Linked DNA regions of Homo sapiens: all the other regions are linked to region 3. A link is a contact called in ENCODE Hi-C data. All regions are on one chromosome and are shown on one strand. The core of a region is the stretch at or near the end of the contact, and the rest is flanking DNA. Distances in the headings are between cores, read along the strand shown. Region 1 overlaps FOXP1 (forkhead box P1). Region 2 overlaps FOXP1 (forkhead box P1). Region 3 holds the start of UBA3 (ubiquitin like modifier activating enzyme 3).

What was found. Hi-C counts contacts between places; a loop is a spot of excess contacts on that map. Pooled maps may share reads with other maps.
Region 1: a pooled map shows a loop between it and region 3 (24-fold over the local background). The contact joins the enhancer-like site here to the promoter of UBA3 in region 3. A Hi-C loop is called at or near these places in 4 of 37 single-sample maps with no recorded cell type and 5 of 50 pooled maps.
Region 2: a loop to region 3 is called in a pooled map, with 4 times the contacts of the local background. The contact joins the enhancer-like site here to the promoter of UBA3 in region 3. A Hi-C loop is called at or near these places in 2 of 37 single-sample maps with no recorded cell type and 2 of 50 pooled maps.

The regions. Positions count from the first base shown.
Region 1 is chr3:71,084,903-71,089,036 of GRCh38, reverse strand. The region is part of intron 7 of FOXP1 (forkhead box P1); the gene reads left to right. It overlaps LOC124906247 (a long non-coding RNA gene), which reads right to left. Exons shown (of 2, transcript XR_007095956.1): 2 at 322-4,134. Among named protein-coding and RNA genes, the nearest start is that of FOXP1-AS1, 200 kb to the left of the region's middle. RefSeq lists an enhancer at 1,094-1,193. Within about 2 kb of position 1,681, at least 7 of the 41 ENCODE cell types and tissues checked have a DNase peak (open chromatin) inside an H3K27ac peak, as active enhancers do.
Region 2 is chr3:71,421,628-71,425,351 of GRCh38, reverse strand. All of the region lies in intron 3 of FOXP1 (forkhead box P1), which reads left to right. Among named protein-coding and RNA genes, the nearest start is that of MIR1284, 120 kb to the left of the region's middle. RefSeq lists an enhancer at 3,303-3,352. Within about 2 kb of position 2,116, at least 8 of the 41 ENCODE cell types and tissues checked have a DNase peak (open chromatin) inside an H3K27ac peak, as active enhancers do.
Region 3 is chr3:69,078,784-69,082,658 of GRCh38, reverse strand. UBA3 (ubiquitin like modifier activating enzyme 3) reads left to right here and starts at 2,294. Exons shown (of 18, transcript NM_003968.4): 1 at 2,294-2,325; 2 at 2,506-2,547. The coding sequence starts at 2,306. RefSeq lists an enhancer at 523-582 and silencers at 2,186-2,255, 2,376-2,465, 2,586-2,815.

The sequences.
Region 1 (4,134 bases), core at 432-2,931, 2.0 Mb before region 3:
AGTGTAATTGTTTATAAAGTGTCATATCCTTCAGCTATGTTGGATGGAAGAAAGGTCAAAATGTGACCTGAGCACTGGTGTACTCTTGGCGTAAGGTCATTGGCCAAAGTATTATTCACTTCACTAAAAGATTTGCCTGTACTAATAAGAAAGAGAGATTGACAAAAGAGATGAACTGCACTAAGGTATTTGGTGAGTTCGATTTCTTTCTCAAATTATGCAAATTTCCTCCAGCGTTTCCCCCTAAACAATGGGAAGTTGCATATTCTCAAAGCTGTAAGACCTTCAAAGATAATCTCAGAGTGATTTTAAGGCAAAATAAGTAGTTTAATATTTATATCTAACTGCATCTCTGGTGTCTCAGAAGTCTTTGACATCATTGGAATGACTTTGTTAGTACCTTTCCCATAAATAGTTAGCTAGACAGGTGAAAGTTCAAGAAAAATAATGAGATCCTTTACGCAACTCAAATAGACTGTTCATGAGATTCCCTGTTCAACAAACATCTGACAAATTATTGGGTGGTTGTGTTGACCTAGACACCTAGAGTGAGGCACCTAGAGTGAGCAGCAGAGAAAGCAGCCGGGAGATTACATTCTTATGGGACATTAAACTGGTAAGCCAAAAAAAAAAAAACAAAAAACAAAACAATGTATCACCACATGTTGTGTGACGATGAAATCTGTAAGAAAACAAAGTAGATTAAGATAAACACCGTGGTGATGACAGTCCCATGTTTGACTGGCTGGCCAGGGAAGGACTCTGAGGAAATGGTCTTTGAGTAGAGACCTTGACTGAGTGAGGGACTGAGTCTTGCGTCTATCTAGGGAAGAAAGTTTCAGGTTCGGGGAAGAGCAAGTTTAAGAGCCCCCAATCAGAAACAAGCTTGGTTGCTCTTTCGCAATTTCCAGAGACTCCATCTATTCCCCAGCATCTTGGTTCTCACCACTGCACTGCTTATGGTTGACCGTCAGCTTTGCTTTTTTGACCATAGTCTTACAGCCCTGGCTTAGCCTTCTCTGAAAACATACATTTGCACACTAAGCCAGATTCACATGGGAGGTACATTATGCCGTGGCCTAGTCTAGTGTGTATTTCCCCTTTCTCTCCCCACAAAGATTTTACAAAACTTATACATGCAAACAGGTATTTTTGTTTGTTTCACATGAGTCGCTTTTGCATAATATAACAAGCCCATGATTTCACATGTACAGTAATTCATAGAAAGTGATAGTCATCTTGCTTAGACACCTTAGTTCTCAAATCTAGCCTGCTAAATATAGTACCTTCTCAGACCCATATAAGGTGTCATAAAAAAAGAAAAAATAAAGGTCAAAGTTTCCCCACCCACAAATTTGGTTATAAAAACAGCAAAGCAGGGTTTTTCTGAACTTGAATCAGTAAATTTTTAATTTAAATAGTATCCTGTTTTGACAAAGTGCTAAACCACAGAGGTCTGAGAAAGACACTCTTAAGCCTTTGTCAATACCAGCTGGCATCTCTCAACAGGAAACCTTGGATGACTTTTGTTGTCATTTTGTGATGCACTGACAAGGAATGCGTGCCCTTATTTGTTGCATCAAGGAAATGGTCAGAGTACCTCTGATGCGGCTCGATGCCGTTTACATCAATATGTTGCATAATCCTTTGCCAGACAAAACCGGTATTTTGTTGTCGTTGTTTGATCAATTAACATTGGATTTCTGGCTTTGCTAAGTGCACCTCCAGAGCAAGACACAAAATGATGTCACATGAGTTCTGTTCTCTGACCCACCCAACAAAGAACTGAGCTAACCTGCAACCCTTTTCCTGCCTTGGTCTTTTGATCTCATCAGTTGTGCAGCTCACCTCTTCAGGGCCTGCACAGCTCTTGAATGGTGTGGACTGTCCCGAGGAAATCCAAGGTACTATAAGAGCTCTTTGTTGGAATTCAGTCCCTAGCCCTCTCTTTATCTCACTTTGTTTCATGTTGAATAGTAAGTTGCATTTTACTGTTATGGTGACTGCATTTTTCTTATGGGGCCTTCAGGGTAAACAGCCGTTAGTTTCCATCTGTGAACACACATGTAGCTTGTGTTTGGGTAGGGTGCCTGGTGCTTCCAAAGTCATTATTTTCTCTGTAATGTTTGTTCTCCATGGTTGTGCATAGATAGATTCTATGCCCCAGTGCAGGACGAAGAGGTAGCCTGTAATTCCAGCTGAATGTGTTGCAGTTGAAAGTGGGACGGGAGTGGAAGCAAGTGATGGATCAAGCAAATCGCTTTTAATTTTACATAAATTGGTTTTCTGCTTTCCTCTGGGGCAGAAGTTTGCTGCTCAGGGTCATGTTAAATGTCGCTGATGATTTGGAAGAGAGGCATTCCTGGAAAATATCCGGTGAGACAGAACTTGGGATTTCAGTCCCTGCCTCTCATTGACAGACTTGGGGAAATTAGAGATGGAGTCTCTAGCCTGGGATGGGAGCCGTTATCTCTGGACCAGCTAGAGACACTGGAGATTAGAAAAGGCAACAGCAATTTTAGATTCCCGAAGAATAAAATTATCATGACATTTATCAAATGTGCTCCCTTTCCCCCCGGTACATTGCATAATAATGATGTTTGTATATGTTGTTGTCACATAAGCAAGAACGAGAGAAGATCCCCTTTCATGGGATGCTCACAGATTTCCTTAATATGAAATTAACTAGCAGTCCTAGATAAGTAAGCTAGAACTGTAATGGGCACAGTCTGAAAGAGGGCAGAGCTTTCTTTTTGCCCCTTGGCCAAGGACAAAACATGGGCAAGGCCAGTTGTCAACATGAGACACTGGTTTCAGGTTTGCAGCTACAAAGAATACAGTTGTGATGGATTTCAATCCGATATTTGCAGTTCCAATGCTAGAATTTTCAGCCATGTCATCCTGAGTCTCTTTAGGCTTTAGAAACAAAGGATTCATGTTTGAATCGTGACCTGCCACCATGACCTTGGGCAAAATAGAAAACTTTGTTTCTTTGTCTATAAAATGGCCGTAAATGTGCGGTGGCTCACGCCTGTAATCCTAGCACTTTGGGAGGCCAAGGCGGGCAGATCACGAGGTCAAGAGATCAAGGCCATCCTGGCCAACATGGTGAAATCCTGTCTCTACTAAAAATACAAAAAATAGCTGGGTGTGGTGGCACCCGCCTGTGGTCCCAGCTACTCAGGAGGCTGAGGCAGGAGAATCGCTTGAACCCAGGAGGCGGAGGTTGCAGTGAGCCAAGATCACACCACTGCACTCCAGTCTGGCAACACAGTGAGACTCCATGTAAAAAAAAAAAAAAGGCCATAAATGATACCCACCATACAAGAACCAAATGAAAACTTGGACATAAAGCACCCAGCTAGAGACACACAGCATGTGACATACGCTTAACGAAAGGTGCTAATAATGTTATTAGAATTTCACTGGATTGTTGTTGATGATTCTAATATAATATTCCTTAATAGTAAAAAGCTGAAGCCATAGGAGCCCAGTAATCTTCACCTGGAATTTCACAGTAACAGGAAAATAAATGAAACTTTGGGATACTAAATATTAATGGGGTGAAGTAAAAAAAGCTAAGTGGGGCCTGGCGTAGTAGCTCACACCTGTGATGTGAGGCACTTTGGGAGGCCAAGGCAAGAGAATTGCTTGAGGCCAGGACTTCGGGACCAGCCTGGGTAACACAGGGAGACCCTATCTCTACAAAAAAAAATTTTTTTTTAAATTAGCTGAATGTGGTGTTATGCACCTGGAGTCGCAGCTACTTAGGAGGCTGACATGGGAGGATTGCTTGACCATGGGAGGTTGAGGTTGCAGTGAGCTGTGATTGTGTCACTGTACTCCAGCCTGGGGGACAGAGTGAGACCTCGTCTCAGAAAAGAAAAGCAAAAAGCTAAGTGGAAGAAAAAAAGTAGTTGCAAGCTGTTACAGAGCTGGACAGAAAATGCATAGAAATAAGTGGCTTTTGGCAAATTCTTTGAGTGAAAGAAATGAACAGCCACTAACAAGGAATGACTATTTTATGCCCAAATCCATATATTTAAACAATGATTGATTGATTGATTTGTTTGTTTATTTATTCAAGCAACTATTGTGCCTCATCCTCCCTGGTAACTGGGATTAACAGGTACC
Region 2 (3,724 bases), core at 867-3,366, 2.3 Mb before region 3:
GAGTTCGAGACCAGCTGGGCCAACATAGTAAAATCCTGTCTCTACTAAAAATACAACAACAACAAATAATTAGCCGGGTGTGGTGGCACATGCCTGTAATCCCAGCTACGCAGGAGGCTGAGACAGGAGAATTGCTTGAACCTGGGAGGTGAATGCTACAGTGAGCCGAGATTGTGCCACTGCACTCCAGCCTGGGCAGCACAGTGAGACCCTGTCTCATACAAAACAAAACAAAACAAAACGAAACAAAAAAAAACAGGAAAATGAAGACACCTTGTAGATTATTGTCTGACACTTGCAAGTTAGTAGATTTCCAGTATATGAATACAAATTCAAGATAGTGCTTTTTTTCTTTTTCTGAGTAAACACTGAGAGTATGGCAACTGCCATACACATTTCCCTCTTCCTAGAAAAAGCTTTCCCTGTTCTTGATCACTCCTTACCTCTTACAGTTGGCTTGTGACTTCCTCCCACCCCAGGCTGGACGTTGTTTCATGAAAGTGTTTGGCTTCTCCAATGGGAACATTGGATTCTTGAAGGCCAGGGCTGTGTCCTCCACTTTTGCTGACAGAAGCCAGCCCAGCATAGGCAGCAGTTGCTGGATGAATTCTGAGGACCACTTCTTCAGCTCGGCAGTGACACCAACCTTGTTTTGGTGGTTTTCCTATGATGGCTTGGAAATTAGTGGCAAAATTGGAGTGCGGATTTTTGTGGGTTTTTAAAAACCTTCTGACAGTTTTGGGTTTGATTAATACACCTCTGGAAGTTAGCTGCATTTTATGATTCTTAGGCATGGTGGTCCCCAGTGTTCTTACAGAACCACCTAATTTCCATGGTGTGGTGTGGTGGAAATATCACAAATTTAGAGTCAGGAGAACCAGACATGGAATCCTCTTTACCTGGCTGTGGGCACTGGGCAAAGCACTTGTTTCCTCATTGGTAACATTGCAAGGTTATGGTGGGGATTACAAATGAGATAGGGAAGGCGCCCTACCCAGTGCTTGCAACATCGCCAGAGCTTGCAAAAGATGGACATTATCCTAATTATGACTTGAAAGCCCAAATTGGGATTTATGATCTTCCCTGTTTGACTGCAGAGGAGGTGATGCCTCTGTTTGCCTGGTCGCCAAAATCATTGTCCCTTCCTTCTTGCTGCTGGTGAGACTATGGTTAAAGGACCATCCTTCAGCGCAGTTCTTTGTTACTTATTGAAAAAGGTTGGCATTCTGGCAGAAATGTTAGCATTAGAAATGTTTCTAAGCCAGGCCTGACAGCTTGGGCCTATAATCCAGCGACTTGGGAGGCTGAGGCGGGAAGACCACTTGAAGCCAAGAATTCCAGATAAACCTGGGCAGCATAAGGAGACCTTGTCTCTAAAAAATAAATATGTACATAAAATAAGTAAGAAATAAAAATAGAAATATATTTCTGCTGGTGCATCTTTATGGACTTGCGGGTATATTTAGGGCCATTCATGAAATCATGTGACCTAAGACAAGCTGATTAAATACAACTGAAGATGTCTCAGGCTCAGCTAGATCACACATAGAATGGGCGGGGCGGCGGGGGAGCATAATAGCACTTCCCTGCCAGGGTTGCTGAAGGGCTCAGTGAGGTGGGAGATACAGTGTGCCTGGGATGCAGATAACGTGACTGAGAAATCCACACAGGCCAGCCTGGGAGGCCCCTGTGTTGGCCCCATGGCCAGCTACCTCTCTAATTCTGGTTCTATGGCCTATGATTCTTTGTCAGGTCTGCTTTGTACCCCTGGTAGAACCATGTCTGAGCATGCCAGCCAGCAGGGGGATGCTCTTTGTGTGAGGAGAAGCTGGTCTAATCCCGGATATCCTATAAAGTTGAGCAGTTTGCGAGGGGAGACAGAGGACACGCCTTTAGGACTAATGTGTTTTTCCTTGGCAGAAGTCCAAGGTGAACCTCTGTCTTTGCCAAAGGAACACCGCTTCAGGGCCTGTGACTAGGATGTTCTGAGTGGCTGGGTTGGTCTTGGGAGTGGGAGCCTGGAGCCTTCTCACTTTGGATGCACGCTTGGTCTTGCTCTGCGATGCGCTTGGCAAGTTGCCACAATTCTTATGTCTCTCTCTGCTTCCTCATCTGTGAAATGGGCTTAATAGCACCTAGGGAAGGAAGAACTTGTAGGTGCTGTGTGGATTCATAAATTCACCCTCAGTGAGAGCTTTGAAGATGTGAAATTGTCTCTGGGGACTTGGAGGTGTTCTAAACCTGTTGAACCAGAGACATTGGCATCTTACTGGGTTGCCTGTAGCAGCTGGAGAGTTGGAGGCCTCAGATATTGGGCTGGGTGTTGGGCTTCAGGCAGCTCTTTCCTGGCTCCTGAATGAGTTTTAGTTTTCTCCAAGGAAATCTTGACTTGTCTTAGCTTACACATGGGGGTTTGTATTGGAGTTTTGGTTTGTGTTTTCTCCATATGAAAGAAGGGGTGTGTGAGTGTGTGTGTGTGTGCGCGCTTGTGTGTGTGTGTACCCAGAAATGGTAGGTAACTCTTACTGAGATGAAAGAATTTCAAGGCTTACACAGCCAAGAGAGAGGGCATTCACCCCTTTTTTTCTTCCATTGGTTAAGTTTGTCCCCTAGATCCTTCTCTGAAGTGTGGGAGCTGTACAGCACTACCAGTGAGTTCCTTCTCTGTTTAATTGGAAGGACTTGTTGCAGCTTGGGCGATTATTCTTTTTGGCTTTCTTTTCGATTATTTCCCCACACTTCAGATTCATTTGAAACAAGTTTTCAGCCTTGTTCAGGTGGAAACCTGTTTTCAGTTGTGGGCTCTCCTGACCTCACTGGAAGGGTGAGAAGAGAGGTGAGGACGTGGGGGAGGGACCCCATGCCCTCACTGCTCAAAGTGTGGTCCTCAAACGAGCAGCCGCGGCATCACCTGAGTTCTTATTAGAAATGCAGGGTCTCAGGCCCCACCCCAGACCGACTGAATCAGTCTTTTGCCAAGATGGCCAGGTGATTCACGTGCATTTAGGTTTAAGGAGCACTAGAACATTTTGGATTGTATGTAGTTTTTCTAATAGGAGTGAAAAGGGGGAGGGTTGTTGGTTGAGAAGTTCGTGTTTATGCTGATGCTGTTGCATGCTTCTCTCTTCTGAAGTGCCTGCATTATCACTCCCCTTGACTTCTAACTTCCTTACGTGTTGTCCTTGACTTGTGTTAGAAAGCTGTGAAGTGTGACTGAAACTAGCGGGTGAGTTAATGTTTCCTGTTCCACATCACACCATTAAGATGTCGCAGTGCTTGAAAGTAAAAGATGTTCAGCATCCCAATTGCGGGGTGACTGCAGACTGTCTTAAAAAGTTGGGCTGGGTTGTTTGAAAATTTCAAAAGGAAGCATCTCCTAAAATGATAAAATAGGAAACCAAGGCCACGTCAAGAGGGGATCAAATTATGACTTGCCTTCTGAGCTTTTCACATGGAGGTGCTCCATCAGCAGTTCAGAGGCAGCTGGGAGGCTAATCATAGGAGGGCCAACACTGGTCTGTTTTTGTTTAAGAGAATTATGGTAGGTGGTGATGGTTTTAAGAGTAAGTCAGCCATTCTGAGAGAAGGTTTGGGCAGTGGCTTGGTGACATCATCCCACTTGGATGAAAGAAGAGTCAAGCCAGCCTTTCTTTGGTCAGGAGGTCCTGAGACCAGCGGCCCCTCTGTTTCTAGTGTGAACCATTCACTACGCAGGTGTCTCTGT
Region 3 (3,875 bases), core at 1,045-3,544:
AGATTTTTTTTTTCTCTAAATATTTCTACCTTTGTTAAATTATTTTAAATAAAAATGAACATGTAATGAGTCATTACTTTTTTCCAGTAACTGTTTGAAATGCTATTAGTAGCAGCTCTTTGTTAGTGTTCATTCCGGGGAGGGAGGGGTCAGATTCACTGTAGAGGTCTTTCTGGAGCTTTAATTTATTATTATTTTTAGAGACAGGGTCTCACTATGTTGCCCAGGCTGGTTTTAAACTCCTGGGCTCAAACAGTCCTCCCACCTCAGCCTCCCAAGTAGCCGGGACTACAGGTGTGGGAAGCCGAGCCCTGCTTGATGGGGCTTTTATAATGGGACTGGTGTGTCTAGATAGGACCATTCAGACTATCTGTCTGTTTAAAAACCATAGCAGATAGTCTAATTGTTTATGATATGTTCCATTTGAAGTAAAATAAATCTGTTGAAGGTTTTGCTTGCATGTCTCTGTTGCTTTCATTCCTGGCAAGGGCAGATGGCTATTTCTAATCCGTCAATCAATCTAAGCCAGTGAGAGTGCCTGGTGTCGTTTATCAAAATACCACCATGGTGAGTCAGGCTGTTAGTCTCAAAGCAAGCAGATGCAGGGCCAGATACCTTTGCAGACTTCTTCATCGGCTAGCTGTACTCTATCCCTAGGCCTCAGTTTCCTCCCCTGTGAAATGGGTGAGACTGGACTAGGTGGCCTTTAAGGTGACTGCTGCTTTTCACTATCTGAGAGGGTTGCAATGCTCACTACCACTAATCAAAGGGTATCCAGTATTGTTGGGGGTTCAGGCTACAGGAGCCCATTTTGATAAGCACTGAGGTTAAATCCTCAGTGAAACCATCTGTGGAGTTGTCTGGGCAAGAAAAAGTAGTTTCATAGTTGACGCTGAGACATGTGATGCAGAAGGAGGCTGGTATCTCTTGATAGGGACTGTGAACTCTATTCCCACGCTCACTGCCTGGCATTGACTTTCAGCTCAGTGAATGCTATTGAACTGAACCTAATTGGGGGACCATAAAGGACAAGCTTTCCTTAAGGTTCACTGAAAACTAGGACAAGAGGAGGTTAAATATCACAGTGTAGTAACAGCAGCTACATTTACTGAGTACCCATCAGGCTTTATGTACTCCATTTCAGTGGCCCTCAAACTTTACCAGTGGAGAATCACCCCAGGCTTTGCAGAAGGCTGAAGGGTGGGGTGGCGGGGGGGCGGTGGGGAGCGTGGTGGGGGCGGTGAGGGGTGAAAATTTGTGTTAAAAAAAACTTCCCAAGTGATGTTGATCAGGAACTGTATTTTGAGAGCCACTCTGGATTTTACTTAATTATCAGTCTTACAAGGTGAATAGTGTTATGCCCACTTTATAAATGAAGAAATAGAAGTGTCTAAGGGTTTCGTAGCTCACAACTGAGAAGAATTTAAAATCAGTTACTTTTGATTCCAAATATCATTCTTGTCCCACTCCATAGAAGGAGATGTGTGTGTACGTGTATATACATACATTTTTGAACATGATCATTTCCCTCTATCCAGCCATCCAGATTCACAGTGTATATTTGTATTTCTGACTCTAGAAGAAAATAATTGAAACTTTTATCACAATTTATCTTTAGGTGATAGGATTATGGGTGTTCTCAGTTATTCTTTGATTTTTGTGATTGTTTTCCTTTATACTTTTTTCTTTGTATCTAAATATACACATTTATCTCAGGAAAAGTTTTAATCATTTTGTTTCCGCTGAACTTATCTAACAGAATGTGACATGAAAATATTAATGCTGATTTGTTCAAAGAAAATAATAATCTCCCACCCCACCAATGTAAACGGATTTAGATAAATTTATTATTCAAGTGAGTACTTATAAAGGCAAAGACTTTGGAACCATCCTGAAAAGCAGAAAGTGAAAATTTCCTTGATCTTTGCCCCCAGAGGAAAGCTCTGGCATACTGGGAGGGTTCTTCACGAATTTTTCATAGAATATACCAATATTTTGTATAATTACGTATTAACATATAGTTTGTGTAAACGCATAATGTATTGTCTACATTTTCACGCTGCAGAGCAACATTATGCACGGTATAAGATTCACCTAATTAAGCGTAGGTAATTAAGATTATAATTACAGGGCAAGACTTTAAAGCCCATGGGAGCCCAGCCGCAGTCAACCTCGCACCTCCCTGCCGGTTGTGTTTCTGGCCTCGCCCCTCCCCGCTTCGCCAGCCCCGCCCCTCCCCGCTTTGCCAGTCCCGCTCCTCCCCGCCCTGCCGCGCGTGGGCACCTGGGAAGAGGCGGAGAACAATATGGCGGATGGCGAGGAGCCGTAAGTACCGGGGCTCTGCAGACGCGCCGGGCTGGGCTGGGTTGTGAGAGAGCGCGGCGGTGGGCGGTTGCCGCCGCCACCCGGGGTCCCCACACCCCCCGCCCCGTCCCCTCGCCCCCCTCCCCTCGCGGCGCCCAGTGTGTAGCGCGATGCTGACCCTTCTTTTATTCTCTCTTTTAGGGAGAAGAAAAGAAGGAGAATAGAGGAGCTGCTGGCTGAGAAGTTAGTGCTGCCGGGAGGCCGGGGCCCTCTCCGGGGACCCCCGCCTCCCCCCACCCCAGGCCTAGGGGACCAGCCGCAGCGGGCCCGGGGGGCTGGGAGGGGGACACCCGGAGCGCAGGCCGCGCTGCCTCATCCCCTGATCCCCGCCCCGCAGCCCCGGGGGCCTGGCGGGCCGCTCCCGGTATCTGCCCGGTGCGGGCGTCGGGGCCAGGCTGTACTGCCCCAGCTCCTGCAGGGGCCCTCCGGGGTGCTTGACGTAAAGGTCTTGAGGAAGGACCCTTGTGCACTCCTCTTCCTCCATCCCAAATTGTCAGAGCAGTGACCCTGTGAAAAGGCAATCTACCTTAAACACACAGGAAAAGGACACAAGACCGTTTTGTGGCCTTTTGCAAACACTGAGACAGTAGTACTAATTGCAAACTTTTAATGATAACTCTACATGTCAGGTATTGTACTAAGCACTCCAGTCATTTTGGCAGAATAATTGGCTCTTAAAAGATCTGGAAAGAGGTTGTTGACTTCAAACAGCCTATTTATCCCTTTTACTACACACCCTATTTCTTATCAGATGCTTAATTCTATGCTGGTGAGACAGATTTAATCGAAGTGTTTTCTAACCTGGCCAGCGCCACATAATTTACTCCCCTCCCTGCCTGGGCAGGGAAAAAATACTCTTGCATTGGTTATGGTGAGTTTGTAAATTTCCGTGCCGATTCCCAGTAGCAGTGCTTTGATCTTTATGTGTGTCCCTCAGTTGAATTTCAGCTGCAAGAGGACCGGGATGACAAACTTAATTTCACATTCTTTCCTGCCTTTTATTTCCCTCCCACTTTTACATGAAATCACAATTAAACATTGCTTACCATATCCCACGTACTGTACTGAGTCTTCTGTGTGATTATCTATATCCTCATGGCTGAAAGAAGTAGCTATGAACGGCCTGCAGATGAGGTTTATGTCTATTAAGTAATCTGCTCAAGGTCACAGTGCTGTTAATTGTGGAACCCAACACAACTCTGACATCAAAACGTATGGTTTTTATTGCTAGGCAATACTTCTTGGTCCCTTTTGTAAAAATTGGATATTACTAATATATTTGACGGTAGAAACTGTGGAGTTATAGGAAATTAGAAAATTAAAAATAATCACAACCAAACGTGAATCTTAACTAAGTATAAAATAGATGAATTTTGTAGAGGAGTCCCACCTTATTCTGTTGTATGTTCTAAAAGGTTTGTAGATGTCTATCTGTGGCGTAATTGTAATCTGAAACTTTGTGTTTAGTGGCAAGAAAAGCCGTCCCACAGCATTAAGAGATTCTTTAAAAA